Regions from separate parts of the Homo sapiens genome. Here all the other regions are linked to region 2. A link is a loop called in an ENCODE intact Hi-C map of the cell type or tissue named here. Cell type or tissue: heart right ventricle. All regions are shown on one strand. Links, peaks and the distances in the headings refer to the core of each region. The heading gives the core; the rest is flanking DNA. Region 1 has its middle 16 kb from the start of RPTN. Region 2 has its middle 27 kb from the start of CRNN. Region 3 overlaps FLG2 (filaggrin 2).

Region 1 (10,156 bases), core at 1,169-9,168, 300 kb before region 2:
TTTTGTCTCTTTTTAAAAATTGTTGTATCCCTGGTGCCATGGTTCTTGGAACATAGTAGGCACTCAATATTTATTGAATGAATAACTTAACAAATAAATGCTGAATAAAGTATACGTATCAATGGCCAGGATATTTCAAGCTGGTAAAGACCCAGTAGGTTGTCGAGGAGTCTGACTCCTTTCCTTATACTAGTTTCCTGTTGGTTTCTTTATAGAGTTTTATTTCATCAAATTGTGGTGAAAAGTCTTCTTAATTTCCATGGAGAGATGGCTCTTCAGCTTTCTGGCTTTTTTTTTCCTCTCAAAGGAAACAAACTATAAAGAAGAGGAGTGTTTAGTAGTTCACTGAATCTTATTTCAAGCTGCTGAATGTGACTCCTAGTCTTCTGGAAATTCCTATCTTTCTTGGGAGCAAATTTTATAAAAATAGAGGACCCTTTCTTTGAACTTCAAAGACAAATGAAGGGAGAAGAATTAGACCATTTTAGCTTGTAAATGTGGGGAAATAACTCTTTGAAGAGGTTGGCAGCATTGGAAGTATAGATGTTTCCCAAAAGAGCTTGGCTGAATTTTTTCAGAGCAAGCATATGGGCAGTGGCTGCATAGACCATTGGACCTACTAGGACAGCATCCGTGGTGTGATTTACAAGCCCCTCAGTGCTCTGCTCAGACACGTGGAGGGATTAGGTATCAAGTGTGACTGCTTCTATTTCTCAACTACTCACCACAAACTCATCTGGCTATACCATAAGTGGGAGTAAGATACATAGTGAAAATATCCCATAGCTTTATTATTTTAAAACTACGTTCTGGCAGAAGCTGGCAGACCATTTGGCAATGATGTCAAGGCAGAGATTTCCTGGTTATGTGGGAGGTTGCACTAGATGACCCCTTTAAATCATTGAATCATGGAGTTGGATCATCTAGTTTAACTTAGAAATCATCTAACTCATGTGCACAACGTGCAGTTTTGTTACATATGTATACATGCTGGTGTGCTGCACCCATTAACTCGTCATTTACATTAGGTATATCTGCTAATGCTATCCTCCCCTATTCCCCCACCTCATGACGGGCCCCGGTGTGTGATGTTCCCCTTCCTGTGTCCAAGTGTTCTCATTGTTCAGTTCCCACCTATGAGTGAGAATATGTGGTGTTTGGTTTTTTGTCCTTGCGATAGTTTGCTGAGAATGATAGTTTCCAGCTTCATCCATATCCCTACAAAGGACATGAACTCATCCTTTTTTATGGCTGCATAGTATTCCATGGTGTATATATGCCACATTTTCTTAATCCAGTCTATCATTGATGGACATTTGGGTTGGTTCCAAGTCTTTGCTATTGTGAATAGTGCCACAATAAACATACGTGTGCATGTGTCTTTATAGCAGCATGATTTATAATCCTTTGGGTATACACCCAGTAATGGGATGGCTGGGTCAAATGGTATTTCTAGTTCTAGATCCTTGAGGAATCGCCACACTGTCTTCCACAATGGTTGAACTAGTTTACAGTCCCACCAACAGTGTAAAAGTGTTTCTATTTCTCCACATCCTCTCCAGCACCTGTTGTTTCCTGACTTTTTAATGATCCCCATTCTAACTGGCATGAGATGGTATCTCATTGTGGTTTTGATTTGCATTTCTCTGATGGCCAGTGATGATGAGCATTTTTTTCATGTGTCTGTTGGCTGCATAAATGTCTTCTTTTGAGAAGTGTCTGTTCATATCCTTCACCCACTTTTTGATGGGGTTGTTTGTTTTTTTCTTGCAAATTTGTTTGAGTTCTTTGTAGATTCTGGATATTAGCTCTTTGTCAGATGAATAGATTGCAAAAATTTTCTCCCATTCTGTAGGTTGCCTATTCACTCTGATGGTAGTTTCTTTTGCTGTGCAGAAGCTCTTTAGTTTAATTAGATCCCGTTTGTCAATTTTGGCTTTTGTTGCCGTTGCTTTTGGTGTTTTAGACATGAAGTCCTTGCCCATGCCTATGTCCTGAATGGCATTGCAATTATAGTTTGCTGTCTTCCTATTATGATTAGAATCAATGAAAGCCCCAGCCAAATCTCTCATACCTATTGTTGTTAAAGCTGATGACCATTTTTCCTCCTCACTCATATTTGCTTCTCTAAAGCCTATTCATTCTCAAAGGCTCAGGTCAAATTCTTCTTCCAGCAAGCGTCCCACTAGTATTCCCCAACCAGATGTAATTTTCTCTTTACCTGTGCTCCCCTGGCCCTTGTGCTTGATTATAAGCCTAGCACAGTATTCTTTGAATTAAATGTGTGATTTAAATATACTACATCTCTTAGTGGGCTGTGAACTCTGAGGGCAGGGATGGCATGATTCATGTTTGTGCATCATGTCTTATGTGTGGCTGTTCTATCAAAGACTTGGCTTGATTTAGTTACATACAAGACTCTACTCCACGGATTGCAGGACCCATCATGTAGGCTCTTTTCATTGGTTTGGGAGGCAAAGAAGGGATTTAGAAACATAGACTCCTGAAGTCAGACATGGATTTGAATGATTTTTCTCTCCACTTAGAAGATATTTGACTTTGGGTAAGTTATTAATCTCTGTAAGCCTCAGCTTTCTCATCTGTTAAATGGACATGATAAGAAGCACCTAACTTACTAGAGTTCATGAGAGGATTATATGGAATAAGGATATACCTGGCACTCAGTATTGTGCCTGCCACACACTTCGGTGCTCAGGGAAAGCTAGTAGTGGTTATTTTTTTTACTCCTATTTATAAATAATTGTTTTATTCTTTTGGATTAATCACATGGAATTGTGATTGTCTTCCTGCTCATAGATTGTGAGTCCTTGATAGAAGACATCCGGCATCTGTACCCCTAGTGCCCAGCACAGTGTCCAGAAAATTGTTGTCATCAGCGTTTGTTGAATGAATGCATGAATCTAAGGCTTTTGAACTGCAGCCCGAAGGTACATATGTAAGATGTTGCTGTTATTAGCAGGCATTGCGTTGCTGAGCCTTAAAAATGAATAAGACCAATGCTTTCCTTGGCTTTAGGGAGATTATGATCCAGTATGAAAGGCACACTGCAAGTTACTTTTTAAGAGATTGTATTTTAACACTAGTACTCAGTAAGTGCTCAATTCAAGTTAGGCTCCTACTGCCTTAGTAAGTCTTGTAATAAGTTAGCTAATAAAAATGGTGCAAATTCATTTTCTGCTTGGTTCTCAAAGAAAACAGGAGACATGTAGGTGCTAGCCTACATGTTAGGTAGTTTTGATTTGCATTTTTCTAGGAGTTCTATGGTTTCAGTCTTACATTTAAGTCTATTATCCATTTCAAGTTAATTTTTGTGAGTGGTGTGAGAGAGGGGTTTTGATATTTGTTTAATTGTTGCTTTTAGTGCATTATGAACTTTAAAATAAGCAGAATGAATTAGAATTCCACAATAGAGGATTGAGAATAATAGGAACAGAAAGGTGGAGTGGAAAAGTTGATGACTAAGGTAGGAGTAGGGAATGACTTTATGGAGATGAAGTATGAAGTGAGATTTTAAGGACAAGGACAATATTAATCTGTCTATTTAAATTCTTATCACTTATTAAAATCCTGGACAGATGCCTTCTCTACAATGAAGACACTTGTTTTGCCCCACCTCAAGTGATCTGCCCCTTTTTTGAACCTCCATGGCATTTTCTTTCTTAGGGTCTTACCATCGTCTGTTACAGCCCTGGGTGTACATGAAGTGATCAGCAAATATTGTTACATTGAATCATTGTTACATTGCATAGCTAAGCACCTGCCTCTATCCCTGCCTAATTGCAAGCTCTTTCAGGGCATGAGTTGTGTCTTCACAGTTCTCTAGTGCCTACAACACACCAGGTTCCATGCCAGGCACCCCACAAATCCTTACAGGCAATTGATAAAGAAGATATCATTGAAAATTTAAAGTCAGGAAACCAAGGCTGAAGTCACACAGGATGTTAAGTAGGTGGGCCAAGATTGGAATCTATTTCTACTGGACTCAAAACCTCTGCTAGTAACTTCGTAGCACACTACATCTGTTTGCACAGTTAGGGAATCTAGTAAAATGCTCAATAGCTATTTGGGATTGAATTTACTGAATGAACTGAATGTGTCTCATTCAGTGGCAAGCAAAACTAGAGCAAAGCCCTACAATAATTGGGCTTGGGGTAGTGATATAAAAAACCAAAAAGACAAACAAAAACAGTTGCCAGGGACACCCAATCAGGCAGCCACCAGCACGTGTCCCTTTTCACACAAATTAACTGTTTCAGCAGAAACTGGTGACCAGACTATACAACAAAAGTATTACTTGTTCACTGGGCAGAGAGTGCCAAATTGTGACCTGTTGTTTTTGCAACAGTATTTGTCACTTTGCTTAGATATCTATCTCTTAAGGAGGGAATGTCTTAAGGAATCCATTGACCAGCAGGCGGCACTAGAACTGCATGGAATAGTTTCCTCCAGTTTGCATCCAGGGTGTTTTCAGCCTCTGGAATATTTACTTAACCAGGCTAGCTGATTGATCTAGACATTTAGTTATGAAATCATAGCATTACAGTCTTGAAAGAGACATTATAGATTGCATTGTTTCAGCTCTTCATTTTAAGGATGAGAAAACTGGAGCACAGTCTGGTGACACACATGACCCAAGATTGGATGTGGTATTGGTAACAGTGCCAGAACTAGAATTCAAGTTTCCTTACTCCCAGTCCAGGGCTCTGTCTCTCTCTTTGAATGATGCTACTTAAAAAATCTTTTAAATTGTATCTTAAATTTAATTTTTCCTCCTTCACTGAAGTATAATTGATAAACAAAATTATATAAATTTAAGGTGTACAACCTGATGACTTGATATACATATGTATTGTGAAATGATTGTCATTATCAAGTTAATTAAAGCATAGTTACCTTTTTTAGAATTGGACACTGTCACTTGCAGCAACACGGATGGAACTGGAGATCACTATGTTAAGTGAAATAAGCCAGGCATATCGCATATTCTCTTATTTGTGGGATATAAAAATCAAAACGATTGAACACATCTCCATGTGTATAAGAGTATAAGGATGGTGACTAGAGGCTGAGAAGGGTAGTGGGGGGGGTTGGGGGGAGGTGGAGATGGTTAATGGGTACAAAGATATTTTAAAGAATGAATAATACCTAGTATTTTATAATACATCCAAATGACTATAGTCAAAATAATTTGATTGTACATTTAAAAATAACTAAAAGAGTATAATTAAATGGTTTGTAACACAAAGAATAAATGCCTGAGGGGATGGATACCCTATTTTCCATGATGTGATTATTAAGTGTTGCATGTCTGTACTCAAGTATTTAATGTACCGCATAAATATATATGCCTACTACGTACCCATAAATATTAGAAATAAAAATTGTTAAAAGTTATCTTTTTCTTTTGTGGTGGGAACATTTCAGATTTATTCTCTTAGCAAATTTCTTTTTTTATCAGAATATCAGCACATTTCGAGTACACAATACAGTATTGCTAAGTACAGTTGCTATGTTCTACATTTAGATCTCCAGAACTTATTAATCTTAGAACTGAAAGTTTGTATTCTTTGACCAATATCTCTCTATTTCTCCACTCCCCAGCCCCCAGCAGCCACCATTCTACTCTCTGTTTCTATGAGTCTGACTTTTTCAGATTTTACATATAAGTGAGTCATACAGTATTCGTCTTTCTCTAACTGACTTATTTCCCTTAGCATAATACCCTCAAGCTTCATCCATGTTGCTGCAAATGGCAAGATATCCTTTTTTATGGCCAATTACAGAACACACACACACACACTCTCTCTCTCTCACATACACACATACTCTCTCTCTCTCACACACACACCCCCCACAATTTTTTTTTTATCCATTCATGCATTGACTTACACTTAGATTGTTTCCATTTCTTGGCTATTGTGAATAGGGCTGCAATGAACATGAGAGGGCAGACATCTCTTGGGAGATACTGATTTCATTTCCTTGAGATATACACCCAGAAATGGTATTGCTGCAGTATGGTAGTTCTATTTTTAATTTTTGAGGAAATTCCATACTGTTTTACATAATGGCTTTACTAGTTTACATTCCCACCAACAGTGTACAAGGATTCCTTTTTGTCCATATCCTCCCCAACACTTGTTATCTCCTGTTTCTTTGACAGTAGCCATCCTAACAGGTGCTAGCTCATTGTAGTTTTGATTTGCATTCTTCTAGAAGTTCTATGGTTTCAGTCTTACATTTAAGTTTATTATCTGGTTCAAGTTAATTTTTGTGAGTGGTGTGACAGAGGGGTTTTGGTATTTGTTTAATCATTGCTTTTAGTGCCTTTTCCTCTTAGGAATGCAAGTTACTTTTTAAGATATTGTATTTTTTTTCTTTTTCTTTTTCTTTTCTTTTTTTTTTTAGTATTTATTGATCATTCTTGGGTGTTTCTCACAGAGGGGGATTTGGCAGGGTCATAGGACAATAGTGGAGGGAAGGTCAGCAGATAAACAAGTGAACAAGGGTCTCTGGTTTTCCTAGGCAGAGGACCCTGTGGCCTTCCGCAGTGTTTGTGTCCTTGGGTACTTGAGATTAGGGAGGGGTGATGACTCTTAACAAGCATGCTGCCTTCAAGCATCTGTTTAACAAAGCACATCTTGCACCGCCCTTAATCCATTTAACCCTGAGTGGACACAGCACATGTTTCAGAGAGCAGGGGGTTGGGGGTAAGGTTGTAGATTAACAGCATCCCAAGGCAGAAGAATTTCTCTTAGTACAGAACAAAATGGAGTCTCCTATGTCTACTTCTTTCTACACAGACACAGCAACAATCTGATCTCTCTATCTTTTCCCCACATTTCCCCCTTTTCTATTTGACAAAACTGCCATCGTCATCATGGCCCGTTCTCAATGAGCTGTTGGGTACACCTCCCAGACAGGGTGGTGGCTGGGCAGAGGGGCTCCTCACTTCCCAGAAGGGGCAGCCGGGCAGAGGCGCCCCCCACCTCCCTCCTGGACGGGGCGGCTGGCCGGGTGGGGGCTTCCCCCCACCTCCCTCCAGGACGGGGTGCTGGCCAGGCGGGGGCTGCCCCCCACCTCCCTCCCGGACGGGGCGGCTGGCCAGGTGGGGGCTGCCCCCAACCTCCCGGACGGGGCGGCTGCCGGGCGGAGATGCTCCTCACTTCCCAGACGGGGTGGCTGCTGGGCAGAGGGGCTCCTCACTTCCCAGACGGGGCGGCCAGACAGAGACATTCCTCACCTCCCAGATGGGGTCACGGCAGGGCAGAGGCGCTCCTCACATCCCAGACGGGGCAGCAGGGCAGAGGTGCTCCCCACATCTCAGACGATGGGTGGCTGGGCAGAGACGCTCCTCACTTCCTAGATGGGATGGCGGCTGGGAAGAGGCGCTCCTTACTTCCCAGACTGGGCAGCTGGGCAGAGGGGCTCCTTACATCCCAGATGATGGGCAGCCAGGTAGAGACGCTCCTCACTTCCCAGATGGGGTGGCGGCCGGGCAGAGGCTGCAATCTCGGCACTTTGGGAGGCCAAGGCAGGCGGCTGGGAGGTGGGGGTTGTAGCGAGCCGAGATCACGCCACTGCACTCCAGCCTGGGCAACATTGAGCACTGAGTGAACGAGACTCTGTCTGCAATCCTGGCACCTTGGGAGGCCAAGGCTGGCGGATCACTCGTGGTTAGGAGCTGGAGACCAGCCCGGCCAACACAGCGAAACCCCGTCTCCACCAAAAAAATACGAAAACCAGTCAGGCGTGGTGGCGCGCGCCTGCCATCCCAGGCACTTGGCAGGCTGAGGCAGGAGAATCAGGCAGGGAGGTTGCAGTGAGCCGAGATGGTGGCAGTACAGTCCAGCTTCGGCTGGGCATCAGAGGGAGACCGTGGAGAGAGAGGGAGAGGGAGACTGTGGAGAGAGAGGGAGAGGGAGACCGTGGGGAGACGAGGGAGACGGAGAGGAGAGGGAGAGGGAGAGGGAGAGGGAGAGGGAGAGGGAGAGGGAGAGCGAGAGCAAGAGCCAGATATTGTATTTTAACAGCAGGTACTCAGTAAATGCTCAATTCAAGTTAGGCTCCTACTGCCTTAGTAAGTCTCGTAATAAGTTACCTAATAAAAATGGTGTAAATTCGTTTTCGGCTTGGTTCTCAAAGAAATCAGGAGACATGTCAGCTTCTTAATGACCTTATAGCTTTTTTTAAGGAACAATGAAATACATAACAGGAACAACGGAAGAACACTTGTATATGCTGACATCAGCAAGCAAAATGCATACAGTTCAGCCAGTGATTCACACTGATGAAAATCAACAGTAGAAAGAAGGGTTTGTCATTGAGGGATGATTAGAGAAGATAAGTTTTAAATTGGCCTTTCAAGGAGTTGATGGTTAGGAATTGTTGGGTTTGAACTCCAAGGGAGAAGAAGAAGTAAGGAAGTGTCTAAGGAGTGAGAAAATAGAATGGTCACAACCTGGGATCCTACAATTCAGGGAGGGCATTGGTGGTGCTGAGGGGAACCTAGCTACCATTTAGGGGTGTTTAGGGGCTTGTTGGTATGCAGTGCACAGGAAATCTGAGAGAGAAAAATGTTGGGTACTGTGTTTTGGGAGAAAGTGAGGTGAATGAAAGCAACATTACCCGTAGGATATGACAATGGGCATAGAATGGTGGTGCCGGGCATGGAGGAAAAGAGTCATGATGTGATGGAGAGAGTCTGTTCAGTTGAATTTGATTTGGCAAGCATCCACCAAATATTTACCTGAAATATTCTAGGTGATACAATGAATAAGGCATGAACCTTTTCTTGAAGAAACGTGTATTAGTTTTGTGTTGCTGTAAAGGAGTGCCTGAGACTGGGTAATTCATTTTAAAAAAGAGGCTTATTTGGCTCATGGTTCTGCAGGCTGTACAAGCAGCATGGTGCCAGCATCTACTCTCTTTCTGGTGAGACCCTCAGGAAGCTTACAATCATGGCAGAAGGCAAAGGGAGAACAGGTGCACCACATAGCAAGAGAGAGAGCAAGAGAAAGAGGAGGAGGTGCCAGTCTCCTTTAAACAACAGCTCTCACATGAAGTAACAGAATGAGAACTCATTCATTACCTGGGAGGGCACCAAGCCATTTATGAAGGATATGCTCCTGTGACCCAAACACCTCCCACTAGGCTTCACCTCCAACATTGGGGATCACATTTCAGCATGAAATTTGGAGGGGACAGACATCCAAATCATACCATTTTACCCCTAGCCCACCAAATCTTGTGTTCTTCTCACATTGAAAAATATAATCTTCTCTTCCCAACAGCCCCAGAAAGTCTTAACTCATTCCAATATCAAGTCCAAAGTCCAAAGTCTCTCATGAGACTCAAGACAAGTTCGTTTCACCTATGAGCTTGTAAGATACAAAACAAGTTATTTACTTCCAAGATATAATGGTGGCATAGGCATTGGGTAAACATTCCCACTCCTTGGCTGGGTGTGGTGGCTCATGTCTGTAATCCCAGCACTTTGGGAGGCCAAGACAGGCGGATCACAAGGTCAGGAGTTTGAGACCAGCCTGGCCAACATGATGAAACTCTGTCTCTACTAAAGATATAAAAAATTAGTTGGATGTGGTAGCGCTTGCCTTTAATCCCAGCAATTCAGGAGGCTGAGGCAGGAGAATTGCTTGAACCCAGGAGGTGGAGGTTGCAGTGAGCCAAGATCATGCCACCGCACTCCAGCCTGGGTGACAGGGTGAGACTCCATCTCAAAATAAACAAATAAACAAATAAATAAATAAATAAATAAATAAATAGATAAATAAAAATTCCCACTCCAAAAGGGAGAAATTGGCCCAAAAAAGGGGCAATAGGTCCCACAAAAGTCTGAAACCCAGTAGGGCAGGCATTAAACCCTAAAACTTCAAAATAATCCTTAACTCCATGCCCTACATCCAGGGCACACTGATGCAAAGGGTAGGCTCCCAAGGCCTGGGGCAGCTCTGCACCTGTGGCTTTGCAGAGTGCAGCCCCTGTGACTGCTCTTGTGGGTTAGAATTGAGTGCCTGTGGCTTTTCCAGGCTCAGAATGGAAGCTTCTGGTGGCTCCACCACTTTCAGGTCTGGAGGACAGTGGCCCCATTTCCCACAGCTCCACTAGGCAGTGC
Region 2 (10,156 bases), core at 1,462-9,461:
GGGGAAGTTCTCCTGGATAATATCCTGCAGAGTCTTTTCCAACTTGGTTCCATTCTCCCCATCACTTTCAGATACACCAATCAGACGTAGATTTGGTCTTTTCACATAGTCCCATATTTCTTGGAGGCTTTGCTAGTACAATACATTTTTGTTAACTATAGTCACCCTACTCTGCTATTAAGTATTGAATATATTCCTCTTATCTTATTACATGTTTGTACCCTTTAACCCATTTCTCTCAATCTTCCTCCCTACCCCTCCTCACACCCTTCCTAGTTTCTGTTACCTTTCTTGTCTCTACCTACATGTGATCAAATTTTTTAGCTCTGACATATAAATGAGAATGCATGATATTTGTCTTTTTATGCTTGGCTTATTTCACTTAAGATAATGACCTTCAGTTCCATCCACATTGCTGCAAATGACATGATACCATTCTTTTTATGACTGAGTAGTATTTCATTGTGTGTATGTACCACATTTTCTTCATCCATTCATCTGTAGATGGACACTTAGGTTGATTCCATATATTTGCTCCTGTGAATAATGCTGCAATAAACATGTGACTGCAGGTATCTCTTTGATTTCTTTTCCTTTGGGTAGATACTCAGTAGTAAAATTGCTGGATTGAACGGTAATTCCATTTTTAGTTCTTTGAGAAATCTCCATGCTGTTTTCCATAGTAGCTGTACTAGCTTTCATTCCACCCTACCCATCAACAGTGTGTAGGGTTAGGGTTCCCTTTTCTCTACATCCTCACCAACATCTGTTATGTTTTGTCTTTTTAATAATAGCTTTTTTAATTGGAGTGAGGTGATATCTCATTGTGGTTTTGATTTGCATTTCTCTGTTAGTGATGTTGAACATTTTCATATACCTGCTGGCCATTTGTATGTCTTTTCTTTAGGAAAGTTATTATTTAGAGCTCTGACTGTGGTTCTGGCTATTTAAAGGAAGTGCTGGCTGGTTTGGGGTGGGCAGGTCCAAGTTAGTCATGTTTGGGGAATGTTTGACATGTTTGGGGAGGCTATGCTAATGACTGTCATATTAGCTTTGACCTTCCCGCCCTAATCTCACAATAGTGTACTTCTCTGCATCTCAGTTTCCTCACCCTTAAAGTAAGTATGAAAATAGTGCCAATGTTATTGGGCTGTGTGAAGATTAAGTGAGTTAATCTACATAAAGCATTGAGATTAGCTTTAGGCACCTTGTAAATGCTTTATAGATTAACTTGTTTAATCATCACATAATCCAGTGAGGTAGGTATTATATTGTCCTTACTTTACAAATGAGAAAGCTGAGACCAGAGAGGTGAAGTCATCAGCTCAAGCTTGCACAGTTGTTAAGTGGCTGAGCTAGGCTACACATCCAGGCAGTCTGTCTTGAGAGCCCACATGTCTAACCACTCAACTCTCCTGCTGCTATCCTATATTGGGGTGGGGAGCAAAGACGGATAAGGAAGGAGTAAAGCCTGGTCTTTCCCTCCCAGAATTTAAGATGACAGTCAGGATCATGCAGAGACTTAGGGTTCATGCTTGTCAGCCCCACCCTGTACAGTCTTATCCAGCCACACCTCTTTCAGGAAATCTTCCCAGATGAGCTCTACCCACATGATCAATCCTATTTTCTCCATTCTCTTTGAACTTATGAACCTAGTTTTCTGCCTGTTGCTTTGCAATGGTTTGACAATTATTATCAATTCAATGGATATTTATCAAATGCCTGGAATGCAGGACCGGAACCATGGGATATGCAGACATAGATAAACCATATTTCCTTTCTGCTGGGCATTTATAACTTTGTCAGGGACACAGACAAAGACATAAGAAAGACACATGCATAAGAAACACAATTTGGTATCAGTATTGTAAAAGAAATATGAACAATGTACTACAGAGGCGTGGAAAAAAAACTTGTTAATTCAGACTGGGGTGGGTGGCCTTGGGAAGGCTTCTCAGATTGTGTATTTGCATCAGGGTCTTGAAGGATGGATAAGAGGCATGGTGGGGAGAACAATCAGAGGAGAGTATGAACAAAGACTCAGCCTGTAAAATATTCCCAGCAAATCTAAGGCAGCACTGTTGGTGATATTATAGTTGCCTTGTTATCACCATTAATAAGAATGAGAACTCTCTGTCCTTAAGAATGTGTTTGCATCTCATTTAAATTATTAGTGGGGGCTCTGCATTCTGTGCTTCTGTTCTGGATTTCTCCAGGCAGACACAAGCATGCTCAGAGGTTCCTTGTCCTGCAAGGGACAAACTGCAGAGAGGGTGGCTGTGTTCTCTGGTTACAGTGCTTAGCTGCAGTTCTTGTCTACCTGGTCTGGCAAGAGCAATCCCTCTAGGCTGAAATGAGAGCAAAGCTGGCATCTTGCATGGCTGATTCTACTTAGGAGTGAGGCAGGAGACAGTGCCTAAACTTTTTAGTAGTGAACCTAGCAAAGATGTTCCAGCACCTGGTTCTGGAGAAAGCATCCAGTTGCATTGCTTTGGGTCATTCTGAGGTCTTGGGTTTGGCTTCATTTAATAGGTACCATGTGGGCTTGGAGTTAAGGTGAGGAATCAAAATACTAGATCACCTCTGAATAAGCAGGAAACATTTTCTGGAAAATAGTTTTCAATATTCCCATCTACCCACCCATCAAATATCTGTCTAGCCCCTTCTCAGTGCCAGGTAGTGAACCTAGTGCTGGGGACCAACCCAAAGATAAAAAAGATGCAATTCTTTCACTGAAACTGAGTTGTCGAGTGACATACAGTCACACAATCACAACACTGAGTACTTTAACCAAAAGGCACAGGGAAGGGGCACCCAGCACAGAATTAGGATTAGAAAGTTGACAATTCTTGAACTGAGCCTCAATGGAGAAAAAGGAGGCAGCCAAAGAAGTAGTTCAGACCGAAGGTGCGGTGGAAGGCAGAGCATAGGATTCCCAGGAACACTTTTGATGAGGGTGGATAGAGGGGAGTTGGGGAGAGAGAGACAGTGTGTGTTTGGGGAGAGGTGGAGGTTGCTAAGCTATGTGGCTGGAGAATGTGGGCAGAGTCAGGTCAGGAAGGTTCTTTTGGGCCTTGCAACAGTGTCTGGACACTACCCTTAGGGCACCGAAGGGTTTTGAGCTTACAAATGAAATGACTTGTTTAGCTTTGCGCTTTATAAAGGACACTGTCTGCAGTGAGGACAATGCAGTGGTGAAGGGGCAGGAACAAATGCAGGGAGAACAAATAGGAGTCTGTTGCCTTTATTCAGGAAAAAGAGAATGGAGACTTGGCCTGGGCAGGGGAGTTGGACTAGGGATGGGGAGAGATTTGAGAGGTTTTTAAGGGGGTAGAATTGATTAGACATGGCTATGAAGTGGATGTGGGTGTTGTGGGGCAGAGAGGGATCAACAATGACTTTTAATGGTCTGACCTTGGCCACCACTGGGTCCCTGGTGATGCTCTTCACTGAGACAGAAATCAGAGAAGGAACTGGTTGAATCAGGGCTGGTGGCAGAGAGATGAGGTCAGTTTTGGTCATGTTGAGTTAACTGGAGATAAGGAACTGGACTGAGAATGCCGGGTCCTAAGTAAAAGATTTGGAAATCTTCAGTATAGAAGTCCTAGTTAAAAAGTTGAGAGTATTGGGTTTGAGTGAAGTGTATAAAGCAGATCAAGAACATTTTAAAGAGGATTGGAGAAAAACAGGAAAAGAATTGTGTCAAGGAGAGAGCACAAATATGGCCTGCATCAAAGAGACACAGTAAGATGAAGACTGAAAGTTGCTTGGCATTGACAATATAAGAGCATGGCCAGTACCAGAGACAGTAGACCTGAGATGGAGCAGGGACCCCTTTTAGGATCCTGTGGGACCCTCCACGCATGGAAATAAAGAAAAATCCCGAGTTCCTTCAAGGGAAATTCCAGGCACCTCGCTAGCCCTGAGAAATAAATGGGCAACTTCGTAAGCAAGAAGGTAATAGTAACCTAAAAAAATAGCCAAGGAAGTTAGAGTCACAGGATGTTACATTTCCCATAGAAACCAAAGATATCATCTTAACATATGTCCCTGAAGTGTTTTCTAGAAATCTAGACCCCCACCTACAGGATCCACTGGCACATGGACCTCAGATAAGGGGGAACTGAGGACTGAACTCTGACCATCTTTCTTTGTCCTAAAATTCTTCTTTAGGGGCCTGGAGGAAGTCATGCCCACGGACCAGAGCTAACATTTTTTTTCTGCTGTCCCAAACATTTTAAACAAATCTTCTTTCCCTTAACCAATTGCAAATCAGAAAATCTTTGTATCTGCCTATGACCCGTAAGGCCCCTTCACCTCCCTGCTACTCCCACCAGGCTTCAAGATATCCCACCTTTTTAGGTCAAACCAATGTATAACCTCCGTGTATTGACTTACAGTTTTTTCTGTAATTTCTGCTTTCCTGAAAATTTCCCCTGCCTTCAAAGACCCTTGATTGCAAGCATCAGAGAGTTCAGGTCTTAAGCATGAGCTACCCACTTCTCCTTGCTTGGCACCCTGCAATAAATGCCTCACTTTCCCCCTCTCTGCAATCTTGATGTCAGTGTTTGGCTTTGCTGTGTTGGGCGGGTGGACCCCAAATTTGTTTCAGTAACAGACCTGGAAGTGCAGGAGAAAGAGAGTCAGAATGCCGTAGGCTAACAAGTGAGTGGGAGGTGATGAAGAAAGAGAGAGCAAAGATAACTTTTCAATAAATTTCGCTAAGATGGTAAGGCCAAAGAGAGAGGATGATGAAAGGAGAGGTAAGTTGGAAGATTACTTTAAAATGGGAAAGGCTTGATCATGCTTGCATGTTGAGGGAAAGGAGTCAGTAGAGAAAGGTAAACATCAGCCTGTATCCTCCAATGCAATGGGATCCCAGCAGGTCCTCTGGGCCACAGGGTCCACAGGAAACTCCAGGCCCAGTCGGCAAAGCAGCCTTCTGGGCTAAAAGGTCACCACCATGCTAAGTCCTCCGCCACCGCCCAGGCCTCAGCTTCTTTCACCCTCCACCAAAGGCTGTCTCAAGTCTTTGTTCTACAAAGGAAGCCCCAGCTGGTAGAAGAGCTGACTTCAGATCAGCTCAAATCTCCCTTCATCTCCAAGGCTTCGGCCTGTGTTTAGCAACGGGGAGCCTTTCTTGGCTCTCTGCTGCCAACAGCCATGAAAGAAAAGGCAGTGTGGCAGCTGTAAGGGTAGCTGGGGTGGAAGCCTCGAGTCTCGGTTCCCATCCCGGCAGAGGGCCGAGTTACCCCAGCAAGATATGGGTCAGGCTGCCACCTAGTGTTCAAGTCAACGTGTAGCAGGAAGGCCTAGCATGCCACTAACTGAGCAGCAAATAGGTGACAGAGGGATAACCGAAAGCCTGCAAAGAAGCCAGAATTCAGAGAGGAGCGCACCGTCCTGAACCAGAGAGAGAATGTGTTTCAGGTGGTGAAGACAGACAGCGAAGCTACTGATCAGCCGGTGGCAGAGGCCAACAAAACAACCTGCACACAGGGCTACAGTTACAAGGCATTTTTACCTGTATTTTCTCTCATGCCATCCTTTGGGTTAATTATTATGGTTTTCCCGATTTTACAGACGTGTCTTCTCCCTGGAAAGTTCAAAAGACTTGTTCAAGTCAGTAGCCTGTTAGATGGCAGAGCTGGGATTTGAAAAGGGATCTTCATACTTTGGGAGGTGGGGGTGGGGTGGGAGCACTGAGTTTCACATCAGGAGGAAGGGGAACAGCTGAAGGCAGAGTAGCCATGACGAGTGGGGCTCTGGGCAGAGCTAAACGATAGGGACCTGTGCCCAGCGGACCTTAAGTTACAGGGTTAGGCTGGGAGCTGAGAAACAACCACCACTGCCCAGATGTGTGCAGTGCCTGCTGGGCCTTGAGCAGAGTTTGCCAGTGAGACAAGCTCTAGAAAGTCCTGCACAAGAGCCAGGACAGGCACTGGCACCAGATCTTAGGGGGTCTGGGGAGGAAAGTCCACAAGGATGACTGCCAAGATGGCCAGTGACAGGCCCAGTGGCCTGCTGACCAGAGGCTAAAACGGGGAACGGAAACCAGAGAAATGCACCAGTGAGGGCTCCTGAGAGCAGGTTAAGACCAGGGGAATCCAGCCCTGGCACCTCCTGGTAGGAGTACAGGGAGGCAGGAGGAGAGAAAAATCCAGTCAGCTCTCCTGCTGGCAGACACTGGCTTGGAAGGGAGACCAAGGACTGACTGGGGATGCTGCCAGTGGGGAATGGGTAGGTAGAACTGACTTCTGTTCAGAGCCCCCAGGTGAGAAACAGCAAATGTGTTTTCTTTTCACCTCCCCAGACTGTGCCAGTAAATGTGTGGGGGCAGCACCTGGGGGCCAGGCAAAGGATCTCTGCAGAGATGGGTGCTGGGTCCTGGGTCCACATGTCAGCCAAGACAGTTGGTCTTCAGATGGTTTAGGATAAGGACTCTGTGCTTGGTACAGTTTTCTACCTCAGCCCCTTCCTGGTGGCTCTCTTTTGTTTTGCTTTTCTTTTGGTTTTCCAAATAAAGTTTCCTTTGAAAAAAATCACCCCCACTCCTGTTTTTTTTTCTGAACACAAAGGCAGAATCATTTGTTCCCACGCAGTGCAAGATAACGAACCATACAGAAAATCCCGAAGGGCCCAGGCTTAGAGTTTGAGTTGGATGAGAGGTGAGCTGGGGCAGGGAGAGAAAGCAACTAAAGAAGGCTGGCCACGTGCGGCCTGGGCTGCTGGCAACGTCACTCCCTTGGCCCTCAGAGACCTCTGCAGTCCCACACCCTCTTCCCGCTCAGTGCACTGGCGACCCCTTTCTTTTCCCTGCATACTCAGGATCTCCTTGCTTTTCCACTCAGACTACCTTAAAATTTTTCTTAAAAAAAAAATCTTGCTATACTAGTAAGAGAGGCCCAGCATGGGAAAGTCAGGAAAGAATATAATGAAGATAACATCAATCACATTACTTTTGAATTAATTAAAAATAAACAACCTAATCTCATCTTTGATGACTAGTAGGTTCCTCCCACTTCCTTTCCCAGCCACTAAAGGGTCACTGGTGCTAGGGTGCCTCCCATACAGTGGGGGCTCAGCCCATGCTCGCTGGGTGGCCGATTGTTGACTGGTGCTCTGTGAGCTCCAAGTTTCCTGTAAACATTAGAAAATACAGCATGGGTTTTGGGTGGCAGCTACTCTGGGGCATACTGGCTGGGGAACTGGCAGAATTCCACAGGCTGGTTTTTCTCAAGTTAACTGGTGGCTTCCTGCCATGACAACAAGCTCAGCCCTGTGGGAAGTGGGTTTGGATGGTGCTTCTGGATCACCTCAGCGTGAGTCAATCCTGGGAGGGGTTGGTCTGTCAGCAGTCAGATGTTGGGTACCTACTGTGTACCAGGCACTGGGGATGCAAAGATGGAGGTCCCTGGAGACAGGCTCCACAAACTAACTGGAATTTAATCTGGACTTAGATACAAAACACTGGGAGGGCAAAAAGGGAGGCGTCTGTGAGTGGATCAGTCTCCAGGAAGGCTTCATAGAAGAGGTGACCTGAGAGGTGGGCCTTGAAAAGTGAGTAGGGTATAGTAGTAGGTTGTGGGGCCTCAGGGGTAGGTGAGGTGAGAAGAATCTATTCTAGGAAAAATGAATAAAAACAGCGATCTGGAGTTATGATGGTTTAAAGTGTATCCTGGAAACAATCAGCAGGACCTTCTGTGGCTCACATTTTCAAATCTGTGCCACACTGTGCAAGAGAGTGGCTGCTGTCCCAGAGACCCCATGTAAGCTGCCAGCTGCCCCTGAGCTGCGGTGGGCCCTCTCCTTGCTCCTCCATGTGTCTCTTGAGTTTATCTAGCAGGGAACAGGCATGTCTGTGTGTGCTGTCCAGGCCCAGTTCCAATGCCCCTTCCTTGAAGCCTTTGGGATTCTCTCTAGACACATGTGGGTGCTTTCATCACACCCTGTCCTTGTTGCTGTTATGGCCCTGTCCACACTGATGGTAACTGTTTTCTTCACTAGGTCTGCGTGTTCCTCACAGGCAGGAAATGTGCTTGGTCTGTCCCAGCATCTAGATTCTCAGCATCTGGTACTGGATCTCACGTAGAGCATACAATTAAGTGTTTGTTAATTCTTAAATTTGCTCTAGGGACACATCCCCATCTCTCTGCAGATGCAGGCTCAGTTTTCCCATCTACACCCATTTTAGGGATGAAAGGAGGACTCTAAACAGTGATGGTCTGATGGAAGATAAGAACATCCAGGGTAGATTGTCCTCATCAACCCCAATTAGAACTTGATTGAGAAGGTCACAATCCAGTCTTCTGTAATGACAGCCCATTATTTAATTGACTGAAGCAGGTTTTGTCTGGCAGCTTGACAAGTCATACTGCACGGCCTCTCCCACTCCACCTACAGGGCTAATATGTGACAGATTTAGGTGGTAAATGCTTGAAATGCCTTGAAGATTCTGCTCCAGCCAGCAACCTTGCTGTGACAAGGGCGGGCCCTGATGACAAATAGTGGCCTGATTACTGGACTCATTGTTCCCAAAATGGGCCTTGGGAGGCTGCCCAGTGGCTGAAACAGCTGCTGAACTGCCCACCATGGACTGGGAGAAGATGAGAAGCACGTCTCCTGGGTTCACGTCCTGTTGCTTCACTGACCCCATTTAGTAACCTTGACCTTGGCTTTTCAGATGAGTAGCCAAATGAAGATGAGAAACATTTTAAAAAATCTCTAATTCTTATAAGGGAGTTTTGTGGTGATGACCTTTCAAGGAAGGATGGCTGAATGAATGGATAAACAGAGGGATGGATTTGGTGGATGGACAGGCAGTGAAGCATCAAATGATGGACATATGGATGGTAGAATAAATGGATGAATGGATAGAAAGCCAACCTGTGCTGGCTTGTGTCCTAGAGACATAAAGTGTGCCCTCCGAGGACAGTGCGGGTGGGTGCTGCTGGGGGATTCTACTGCAGTAGTGCGTTTGTTTTTAATTTCTGAGAGCAATTTTTGAAGGGTTGCTATGTGTAGTTGAAAAGCTATGTGCAAAGCATAACTCTTCCATATATTTTTCAGAAAACAGCAATGAAGTGAATGCAACTGATGCCTCCTCAAAAGTTTGCTACCTGCCAAGACTTTCAAGCATGAAAATATCTTTATTTTTCCCTTTTAAAATTGATGGGTAGGCCATATGGGAGAGAGGGAAATACTGACAAAGAGGGCACCTCAAGAAAAGCATGCCTATAAAAATAATGTGACAAACAATGAAACAACACACAAACAGTTTGACAGATAAGAGAGCAAAGGATCACCACACGCCCGTGATTCTAGAGCAAGTGGTGACTTTAGTGTGTGGCTGTGCTCATGCATATGGACCTTACACAACTGCAATCAGCATCTGCATACCTACACCCAGTAACCTGCTTTCTCTACCTAATATGATATAATGAGCATTTTTCTATATTGCTACATAGTCTTTATAATTACTTTAAATGACTGTATAATATTCCATTCATTATATCACTGCTGAATATTTAGGTTGCTTGTAGTTTTTCCTTTGCTCATTTTTATGAATTAACAAATGTAAAGTATTTCACCCACTACCTTCAAATTATATATACTTGGTCGGCACTTTATTTCCTTCCCGTTCTGCCCCTTTATATAAATAAAGAAAAGTATGAAAGATTCATATATGAGCTTTTCTTTAGGGTAAATGTATTAAGATAAATATTGAGTTCAAGATTTAAATAATTGTATGGCTTTTCACACATACTGATGTCATGTTACTTCTATTAATAACAATGATAATAAGTAGCCTACAGTTACACATATTATCTCATAAAATTCTTTCAGCATCTCTAAGAAGTAGCTAGTACCTTATTTTAGATGAGAAACCAGGGGCTCACAAATTTGCATAATTTGTGTCTCTCCCTTATTTACGGCATCTGGCACAATGTGTGGTGCATAGAATCACTTCAATAAATATTTGTTGAATGAAGTCTGTAAGCAGGGATTCCATGATTCAAATCCAATCCAGATTTATTTCACTTCAAAACATGTGCTTTTCCCCTTAAACCTTGCCAACTGGCTGTTGACATGCATTTGGTGGGGGTAGAGATGCAAGTGTTGCCACACCTTTTAATTAAGGACTCAGATCTAGTGG
Region 3 (10,156 bases), core at 928-8,927, 94 kb before region 2:
AGGTGGAATTTATTGGTGTTACAACAGCAAGTTTAAATCCCTAAGCCAGTAGGCTAGGCCTGTGATTTTTTTAGCTCATTGGAGGAAGGTGATAAACTTTGAAATAGTCAGTGATTAAGGCTGGAAAATTCTTTGAGTTCTGAGAAAACCAGTAGAAACTCAGCTTTGTCCAAAACCTGGAAAATGATAGGCATTCAATCAATGTTAGTTTCTTCCAAAATTTGGCCTCATATTCCTCACTTTTTATCTTTTTTTCTCACCTAGAGGGTCCAAGGCCTAGAATGCTTATTAAAGACCTTGCAAAAAATAATAGAGTTACACTTTTTAAAGGTCTTACTAGAATTTTCTATAGCCATGGTTCTCAATATGTAGTCTTGGGGTGCATGTGAAGTAAAAACTACTTTCATCATAATACTAAGATATTATTTGTCTTTTTAATTTTCATTCTCTTACAAGTATCCAGTAGAGTTTTCTAGATGTGTGATGTCACAACAGCTGGAAGGCAGAACTAGGTACTATAATCCAGTTGTCTTCTATTAAGCTAGACATCAATGAGATTTTCAAAAGTGTAAAACAATGCCACTCTTCTCATTAATTGTTTTCTAAAAATAGTTACATTTTAATAAAAATATGGTATGTTAATATGTAATGGACTTGTTAAATGAATAAATACTTTAAAAACTTCTCAGTTTTAGTTTCTAATATGGAAAATATTGGTAGACATAATCCCCATAAACAAAAGCTCTTCATGTTTCTCAGTAATTTTTAAGAGCAAAAAGGGGACTTGAGGCAGAAATCCTCAAGAATCACTTCTGCTGATTCTACTGAGAATTACTTCTCTGTAGAAATAATTGTTCATTAAATGGATAAAAAATACGGAGAAAACTATGGTTTACCTTCATCCTGGACATTGTCATCATGCTCAATCTCTTGTTTTTATGAATAACTTTTAACTTTTTTCTCTAAGTGAAATGGACTTTTTTGCAATCATATTTTTTAGCTAGAAGGCTGACAAGAGCCAAATTCATAATAGAAAACTGATCCTATATGCCAGAAATGCTGACCAAAGCTTGGAGATCTGCCACACAAAATAATTCCATTTGGGAGTTTTTCATAAAAATGCTTGGATCTCCACCCCAGTTAGATCTTCTTTTTAACTGTACTCTCTGATCGTGTTAACACTTTGCCTCCTTCCAGCAGAATAACCTAAGCTTAAGTCTCGCTCTATTGTATGACTTTGACGACACATTTCTTCTTGATCTGACCTCTCTTTGTTTGCCTGAATGACCTTGTTTTCCCAGTTCCCTGGAGCAGGAATTATTCTTTGTCTATCTGGATCATGTTCTTTTGCTCCGAAGTCTCTCTGTCTATACTTTGTGTGAGTGTAAACATATGCGTTCGTTTATATTTTATTTTAGTGACTTTTTAAATTTGAAAGAATGAATGCTCCTTAATTATAAAATAGTCAAGCAATACAGAAAATTGTAATAGAAGACAGCAACAAATCATCACGGATTCCATCATATAGAAATAATCAGTGTTAACTTCTGGAAAACATTATTTCAGATTTCTTTGTATGCAGCTGGATGGAGAGTTAGACAAAATTTATTTAACACAATGGAATCATACCATTTATGCAATTTTAAATAAAAAGTTAACAATTTTCCATAGTATCTTAATTTTTATTCATATTTAACTTGCTACAAAAGATTCCAAAGAAACTTATCTTTATTTTCATTTTACAGTCTTCCCATGCCTATTACTCCAACATCATTTCTTGCTATGCTTCCACATACAACCTATGTCTTAGCTATGCTGGATTATTTTCAGGTTCCCTGAGCTCACTATGGTCTTTCTTACTTTAAGACTTTACGTACACTTAACAAAAGCCTGGAGTAGTTAGTCTCCTCAGATAAACCTGAATAACTCCTGACCATCTCTGGAGACCCACTGCAAATTCTCCTCTTTCCTTAAGATTTCTCTGAATCCTTTCTTCACCTTTAATCAGGGTTAGTTGATCACTTTACTGAAAACAGAGGATCACCCTCTGGTTCCAAATTACTTAGATGTGTTTCTGGCTTTACCAAATTTTTCTAGAATTAAACAGAATTGGCAAATTTTCAGTTCTTAATTAGAACATAGAAATGAAGTGTGGGAGAGGCAGTTTCGCATACTGATCATACTGTGGCAAGTGCTATAATTGACGTGATCAATAATAGTTCCTTGATTATGTCTTATTTGATCATGTCTATTATAGTACTTGCCACAGCATTCATATCTGTTGTTTTCTCATATGTTGGTCTCCTTGATGAACATATAAAGAAAGGAACAGGGACAATGTCTTCTATTTCTAATTTCAGTATCAAGTACATTATCTGTCATTTAAGTTGTTATTAACTTCCCTCCAATGAATAGATGAGTGAAAGAGTGACCCTAATGTTGCACTGACAACACCCATATTATCTGCATCATCTGGATTCTGTCATTAAAATAATCATAGAGAGATTACTAATCAGCCTAGCCCACATTCTTGGATTATATGTTGCAGGAGAGCTGTAGAAATATGAATGTTTGGTCACACATAGGTGGAGCTCAACCATCTGTTCTTTCAGCCCTGACAAAACTAGTCAGGAAAGGTATTAGGAAGAATGGGGCAAGTATTGTAAAGAAAAGAGCAGTAGGAACTGGCAGTAGGAACTAGTAATGTTGCTGGAAAATGAAGCCTATTGGGTATTCCCCTAATCTGCAAATATTCAAATCTAGAGCCTATGTGGTACACTTTGGGAGAAAACATAACCCTTGTCTAGCCTCTGAAATTGCACCAAATGGAAACAATTGCAGGCTCTAATACATTTTTTAATGCTACCTGAAAAAAATTAGTTTGGATGAGACATGATTTTATTTGTTTACTGGTTGATTGGTTTTTAAGACATTCAGCTAGCCTAGCAAGGCAACAAACAACATCAGAGCTGACAAAATGTCATCTTGAGAATTTAAGGAAGAAGAAGGGTTGAACTACTGTCCTATTAAAGCCCTCTTGACAAAAAATAAAGAATGATACTACTGAGTGAGGTATGGAGAATATTTTAACATTTAAAAATTTTAAAAATATATTTGAAGTCTATTATCTATCTATTAGTCTATCTGTCATCTATCTATCTCTATCACCTATCATCGATCTACCTATCTAGTCTATTGATTCTAAAAGAGGAAGCATAAAGTGATTTTTAGAGGAAAGAAAGTGAGGGAAAGTAACATTTGATGTGTATTCTCTGTTAGGATTTTTTTTTAACCTCCATGATCCTCAATTTTGTCTGTAAGGTATGGTTAATTTTTTACTTGCAAGGTTGTTTTAGAGCAAGTGTCTGAAACATAGTGAGTAGGCATTCAGTAAATTTTAATTTTCTTTTTTTAATCCAGAGTGGAATAAATAACACAAATATTGAATATTTTGTACCAAGTTTTAGAAAGCAGCAACCAGTAGATTTGATACAGATTTTTTTGTTTGTTGTTGTTTCTTAATCAGCCTCAGAGGAATCTTGAAGTAATGACTTTAAGCTAGGGATAATCTGTCTGTACTTGTATGTAAGTTCTTGAGCTCCTTAAATTTTGTTCTTGTAGCCAAAGCAGATCACCCTATTTGTGAATTTTAGGGTCTCTCTATATTTCCTCTTCTCTAATAGCCTCAGTATAGGAAACTGCCTCTCCCACCCTTCATTTCTATGTTCTAATTAAAAACGGATAACCTGCCAATTCTTAAAACTTTAATTCTAGAGAAAGTGGTAAAGCCAGAAACACATCTAAGTGATTTGGAACCAGAGGCTGTTCCTCCATTTCATCCTTTTCCTAATTACTGCACTTTATTTGTAGAAAGTAAGACAACATAAGATTTTTATTAATTGTACATTGTGGGGAAATGAAAAGAATAATATGAGACAACTTAACATATCTAAACAATCTTTAGAAAATGAACATGTTTTTCCTTGCAAATTTCATACTTCTTTGTGTTAGATGGCTTTATAATGCAAAAAATATACTTGTGAACTTCTACTGGTAATTCTATGCACTTTTAAGGAGAGTTTCACTCACTTTCACTTACCATGTTTTCCAAAGATTCAGTAAGATGTTGCTTAAAACCAGTTTCAAAGCCTGAGTTAGTGGCCTTTTAATTGTGTCAAATCATTATTAGAGAGGAAGCTTCTGTCTGCTCGCTTGATTAATTTCCAACCAAATCCAGAATTGCCTCAATCTTTACTTTTTAAAGATTTTCTACTTTTTCTTGCTCATTTCCCCACAGTTTACATACCCACCTTTGATTGTGTTAGAGTGCTCCACAAAGGTTGTACTCAGCATGTAGTATTAGAAAGTCTTCTCTGGTTATCAAGGACTCTTGGAACACAGGGACTATGTATTACACTCTAACAGAACAGCAAGTGCATGCAGTGTGTCTGCTACAAACTGACCTTCAATTTCCCTCATCCAAAGGTCATCTTTATCTAGAAAGTTTGTAAGAAGAGGAATTTTATCTTTCTTTCCTCCCATTTTGGCCACCCAGAGTTCCTCTTCAGTGCCATGTACTCTCCATGACAGTCTCAGCCATGGTTTGACATCACTGGGTATTTCTTGGCACAGAAATGCTTTACCTACAGGTTGCTAGCACACAGATGGTAGTAGAGGGGAAATATCTAACGGTATGTACCTATGACACTTCTCTTTCTAGCATCTAAGAAATTCAACTGTTCACAGAGGTTTCACATGGGGGCACCCCAGTTTTGAACTTTTTCTTTGTAGACCATACCTGATGTCTCATTTTTATCTTTCCTTTTATCTTAGAAGGGAGATGTGTAACTCTTTTTGAGTTATTTAATACTTCTGGTGTAATTTATAAGGAACAATTGCCCCCTATTTGATTAAAACATATTATTGAGAGTTTTAGCAATGTGGAATATATTACATTTAAATTTCAAATGGGTGTGGTTAAGGGATTATGGGGGTCATTTATGTACATAACCTATATATTTATATATACACATATACATATTTACACACACATACAATAAAGGCACATTAACGTTTATTCAGGATACCAGTGAAACTTTAGACATTTGTAAACGTATACTTAGAGAATAAAGCCTTTCTTTCTTGTAAATGCTTTAGACAGTGATTAGATTGAGGGAAAGATCAGATGTTGAGTTTTACCTTCTTTGGACTCATCATTAGTATCTGAGTGTTTCACCGCCGTCTAGCGGTAGAATATGGAATTACAGATGTATGGAATGAGTGCAGACGCCCTGACACGAGAGAGAGCTTTGGCTTGAGAATCAGAAACCTATACCTTGGTCATAGCAGCACTTCCAATTAGCAAGTTAATCTCTTCTATTGTAAATAAAGTAAATCCATAGATTTACTTTACTGCCATCTAGCTGTGCAGAGGTAGGATAAAAATCTATGGATTTCTCTTTTTATTATAGGTATAGACTTACTTTATCTATAATAGAAAGAGATTAAATATCAAATTTAAATTTCTAATTGTTCTTTGATAATTAGTATTTATATTCAGTGAATAAATGGTGATAGATAGATTGGTATGAATTGGTTACTAGCGTTAACTCCTATATACACAGTAATTTTGCTGAGTATCATTAATAGTATAACAGTAGCTTTTTCACTAGCAAACTAACAGACTAGTGTTATGTTGATTACATAGTACGATTTAAAGTTCATAAAGTACAAGTCCTTCTTAATATTACAATTTAAAAACTAGATTAGATAGATATATTCTGAGTCTAATCAGAAGAATGAGCCTGTTTGTTGTTGTTGTTGTTTTCATGTAACTTCTGCTTCTAATAGGGACTTGTGATTTTGAACACTCACTGATGAATTTCAGTTTAGTTTGAATTCCAAAAGTGAAGGTGGAGGAAAAGTAGCTTGATTTTTGAGTGAAAAGAGGATAAATTTGGATAGCACCAAATTTAATGGTGAGAATTATCACTCTTTTAATTAAATGCGGTGTGCTTGGCTTTTTTATTTTAACTTCCAAATTAAGGAAGTAATCTTTAAAGTTCTTACTAGTTCTGACAGTCTGCACATTTTCTTTGGGTTTTATAGTAGTAAACTTTCTACTGAGGATAGTGCATTTTGTACATAATTCTTCTACTCATCATTACTTCTCTCACTATTCATAATAAATTCATGTATTTTCTCCTTATAGGCAGGAATAATATATTTTTAACTGTTTTTCTTCTACTGGAAACCTCTGGACCCAATTAGCTTCTATTGATAGTGATTCTTCCATTAATATCTTTGACAGAGAAAATCCATGGTGTATAATTCTTATTTCCAGAGCTTGGGTTGTCTTAGAAAGTAGCTTCTTGGGATTATGTTTGATAATAATTGCTGTGATGATCATGATTAACCAGAACATCTGAGGTCAACTCATCAGTATAAAGCCTTTCTGTAAATGCTTTACAGAAGCATTGGACAGCGATTAGATTGAGGAAAAGATCAGATATGGTTGAGTTTTGTCTTCTTTGGAGTCCTTATTATTAGTACCTGAGTGCTTCACTGCCATCTAGCTGTGTGGAGGTGGAAGAAAACTGCATCTGATCCCATGGCAGGAAACTATGTGTTTGTGGAGATGAAAGAGAAGAGAAACTATAACTTGATGAAATGTTTATTGCCAATTTTTATGAAGTACAATTTTCTGGATCCTATATCCAGAAGGCCATGACAATAAATTTAAATATAATTGTACAGAATTCCAGTAGTGACACAAAAAGATGCAAATATTCTGAATATTCATGTGGGAAACTATGACAACATTCTTTGTTCAGGATGGGATGTGTTATAATGTTTCTAGAGACGTTTTGGCTCCTAAACCACGTCATTTAGCTCCTTGGATAGGTTTGTCAATAATTAATTAAAACAAAATCTGGAAAATCCAAATTTTGAAATTCGGAAATTTTTTTAAAACCTAATTTTATTCCCAACCACACAAATCTCTCTTTATTATATAGTTCTGAATATAGCCCCAAATGGTGTTTATCTTTTTCTTCCATTCACTATTTTCTTTCTTTCTTTTTTTCAAGGTGGAGTCTTGCTCAGTCACCCAGGCTGGAGTGCAGTGGTGCGATCTCGGCTCACTGCAACCTCTGCCTCCCGGGTTCAACCAATTCTCCTGCCTCAGCCTCCTGAGTAGCTAGGATTACAGGTGCCCGCTACTGCACCCAGCTAATTTTTGTATTTTTAGTAGAGACGGGATTTCACTATGTTGGCCAGGCTGGTCTCGAACTCCTGACTTCGTGATCCACCCATCTTGGCCTCCCAAAGTGCTGGGATTACAGGCGTGAGCCACCGCGCCCGGCCTCATTCACTATTTTCTAACCAAGGAGTTCAATGAATGTGGAGCCTTACAAAAACACCTGGCACCAAACAAAAGTAATATAGTACAGAACTATAGTTAAAATGAAAGAACAGACATATACCCTTACTACCAAAAGAGGAGATCATGTTAAATACCTTAATTTCATGTATGTGTCTCATTTCTTCTCTGGGTTAGTTCTTATCTTGGGCTAGTTTATGTTGGCTTCTTATTCAAAGTAATAACTCCTTTGTTCTTGGACATATTCATAGAGTGGGGTGTTGCTATCTAAGCAGAAGGAACCAGAGCCTGTTCTTTCCTTTGTATGGTAACCGCTGGCCTCAGAGCCTCTTTGTTTTTTGCCCACATCCTCACCGTATATTCTGATACCTCCTGACAGACTTGACTCTGACTCTTGCCTTTGTCTCCCCCACTGCATATGGTTGCACTGCTTGATGAATATCTATACCTATACTCTTCAATTCCTGCAGGGTCTTGGCTGTCAAGAAAGTGACTGAAAATGTATCTTTGACTTTTGCTGTCATTTGACTACTCATAACTATCATTTGATTGGCCATGGCTGTATACTTGTCTTTCATTGGTACTGAATCCAGACTGACCCTAGGCATCTCTTGATGGCCCATGACTTAATACCTATCTGGCAAAACCTGTGCTGGATCTTACCTGCCCATGAAAAGTTGTATCTCCGAAATGTTGCTGGCTAGATCCATGTATACCTATTGTATTGAACTCTAACTTCCCATGCCTAGATCCTAATTGCTCATGAGTGTCTTTCTCCCAATCTTCTGAATGCTTTTTGTTATCAGTATGGGATTCCTGTTTTCTGATTGAACTAGATTTTGAATGGCCATGAACTGATATGGATTGTCCATGGCCAAATCCAAGGTGGTCATTTGACTGGCTATGTGTACATCCCTCCCTTCTGGCTGTGTTATATCCAGGTTGAACATAGGTGTTGTTTGACTGTTTATGAGTTACTATAGAATGTCCATGACTAGATTCCTGACTTCTTATAATAATAGGTCGAGACTGATACTGAGAATCAACTGAATGTTCATAACTTACCATTGACTGTTCATGATTTAAACTGTGTCTTCCTGTTCTTTTAGTTGCTTTGGATACTATAAGGTCAGAACTAGAAAATAACTGTCAATGTCTAGACAGTTGCTTGTTTGCAGTGCTGTCTGTTGACCATGAAAGGTGAGAATTACTGATGCTTTTTCTGCTGCCACCAGAAGGCCCATACCCAGTGTGCCCATAGTCATATTCTGCAGGTCCATAGCTGCCATGTTTCCAAACCTGACTTGATCCATGCCTTTGCCTTTCACTACTATGTGACTGAAAATGACTTGCTCTACTAGATCTGGAACCTGTCTGTGTGGATTGTCCATAACCAGAATGGCCATGTCTAGTGGTATCTCCTGTCTGTCCATGAGTAGTTTCCAGTCTCCCATGAACTGTGGATCCTGGCTGTCTTTGTTGAGATCCAGCTTGGCCCTGAATGTGTCCTGAATGTGTGTGTGAGCCCCATGAGTGCACTTCACTGTCACTGGACTCACTGTGGCCAGATCCCCTTCTTCCAGTTGTCCTGGACCCTCTCTGTGTGGATTGTCCATAACCATAGTGGGCATGTCTAGTGGTATCTCCTGTCTGTCCATGAGTAGTTCCCTGTCTCCCATGACCTGAGGATCCTGACTGTCCATGTCGAGATCCGGCTTGGCTGTGAGTGTGTCCTGAATGTGTGGGTGAGGCCTCTGAGTGCACTTCACTATCACTGGACTCACTGTGACTAGATCTTTGTCTTCCAGTTGTCCTGGAACCTGTCTGTGTGGACTGTCCATGACCAGACTGGCCATGTCTAGTGGTATCTCCTGTCTGTCCATGTATAGTTCCCTGTCTCCCGTGAATGGCAGATCCTGACTCTCCATGTTGAGATCTGGCTTGGCCATAAGTGTGTCCTGAATGTGTGTGTGAGACCCCTGAGTGCACTTCACTGTCACTGGACTCACTGTGGCCAGATCCCCTTCTTCCAGCTGTCCTTGACCCTCTCTGTGTGGACTGTCCATGACCAGAGTGAGCATGTCTAGTGGTATCTCCTGTCTGTCCATGAGTAGTTCCGTGTCTCTCATGAACTGAGGATCCTGACTCTCCATGTTGAGATCCGGCTTGGCCATGAGCGTGTCCTGAATGTGTGTGTGAGACCCCTGAGTGCCCTTCACTGTCACTGTACTCACTGTGGCCAGATGCCCTTCTTCCAGTTGTCCTGGACCCTCTCTGTGTGGACTGTCCATGACCAGAGTGGCCATGTCTAGTGGTATCTGCTGTTTGTCCATGAGTAGTTCCGTGTCTCTCATGAACTGAGGATCCTGACTCTGGATAGTGAGATCCAGCTTGACCGTGAGTGTGTCCTGAATGTGTGTGTGAGACCCCTGAGGGCCCTTCACTGTCACTGTACTCACTGTGGCCAGATCCCCTTCTTCCAGTTGTCCTGGACCCTGTCTGTATGGTTTGTCCATGACTAGGGTGGCCATGTTCAGTGGTATCTCCTGTCTGTCCATGAGTAGTTTGGTGTCTCTTGTGAACTGTGGATTCTGACTCTCCATGTTGAGACCTGGCTTGGCTGTGTGTGTGTCCTGAATGTGTATGTGAGCCCCCTGAGTGCACTTCACTGTCACTGGACTCACTGTGGCCAGATCTCCTTCTTCCAGTTGTACTGGATCCTGACTGTGTGGACTGTCCATGACCAGATTGAGAATGTCCACTGGTATCTCCTGT

The links. Peaks named below come from ENCODE experiments on the same cell type or tissue, not always from the same donor. Only the 100,000 strongest peaks of a DNase experiment are listed, where the experiment ranks them.
Region 1: it touches region 2 in a loop (3-fold over the local background); 35 of 110 quality-filtered maps call a loop at or near these places.
Region 3: it touches region 2 in a loop (2.1-fold over the local background); 34 of 110 quality-filtered maps call a loop at or near these places.

What each region holds. Positions count from the first base shown.
Region 1 is chr1:152,137,726-152,147,881 of GRCh38, forward strand. No RefSeq gene overlaps it. Among named protein-coding and RNA genes, the nearest start is that of RPTN, 16 kb to the right of the region's middle. In heart right ventricle, for the core only: a CTCF peak has its summit at 4,434 (motif pointing right); a DNase peak (open chromatin) is centred at 4,436; H3K27me3 peaks cover 1,774 bases.
Region 2 is chr1:152,435,775-152,445,930 of GRCh38, forward strand. No RefSeq gene overlaps it. Among named protein-coding and RNA genes, the nearest start is that of CRNN, 27 kb to the left of the region's middle. In heart right ventricle, for the core only: CTCF peaks have their summits at 5,279 (motif pointing left), 5,483 and 6,828; a DNase peak (open chromatin) is centred at 5,247; H3K27ac peaks cover 779 bases; H3K27me3 peaks cover 1,937 bases.
Region 3 is chr1:152,342,080-152,352,235 of GRCh38, forward strand. FLG2 (filaggrin 2) reads right to left here. Exons shown (of 3, transcript NM_001014342.3): 3 at 6,656-10,156. The coding sequence ends at 8,531. All of the region lies in intron 7 of CCDST (cervical cancer associated DHX9 suppressive transcript), which reads left to right. Among named protein-coding and RNA genes, the nearest start is that of FLG2, 13 kb to the right of the region's middle. In heart right ventricle, for the core only: a CTCF peak has its summit at 5,250 (motif pointing left); no DNase peak of the experiment used is centred there.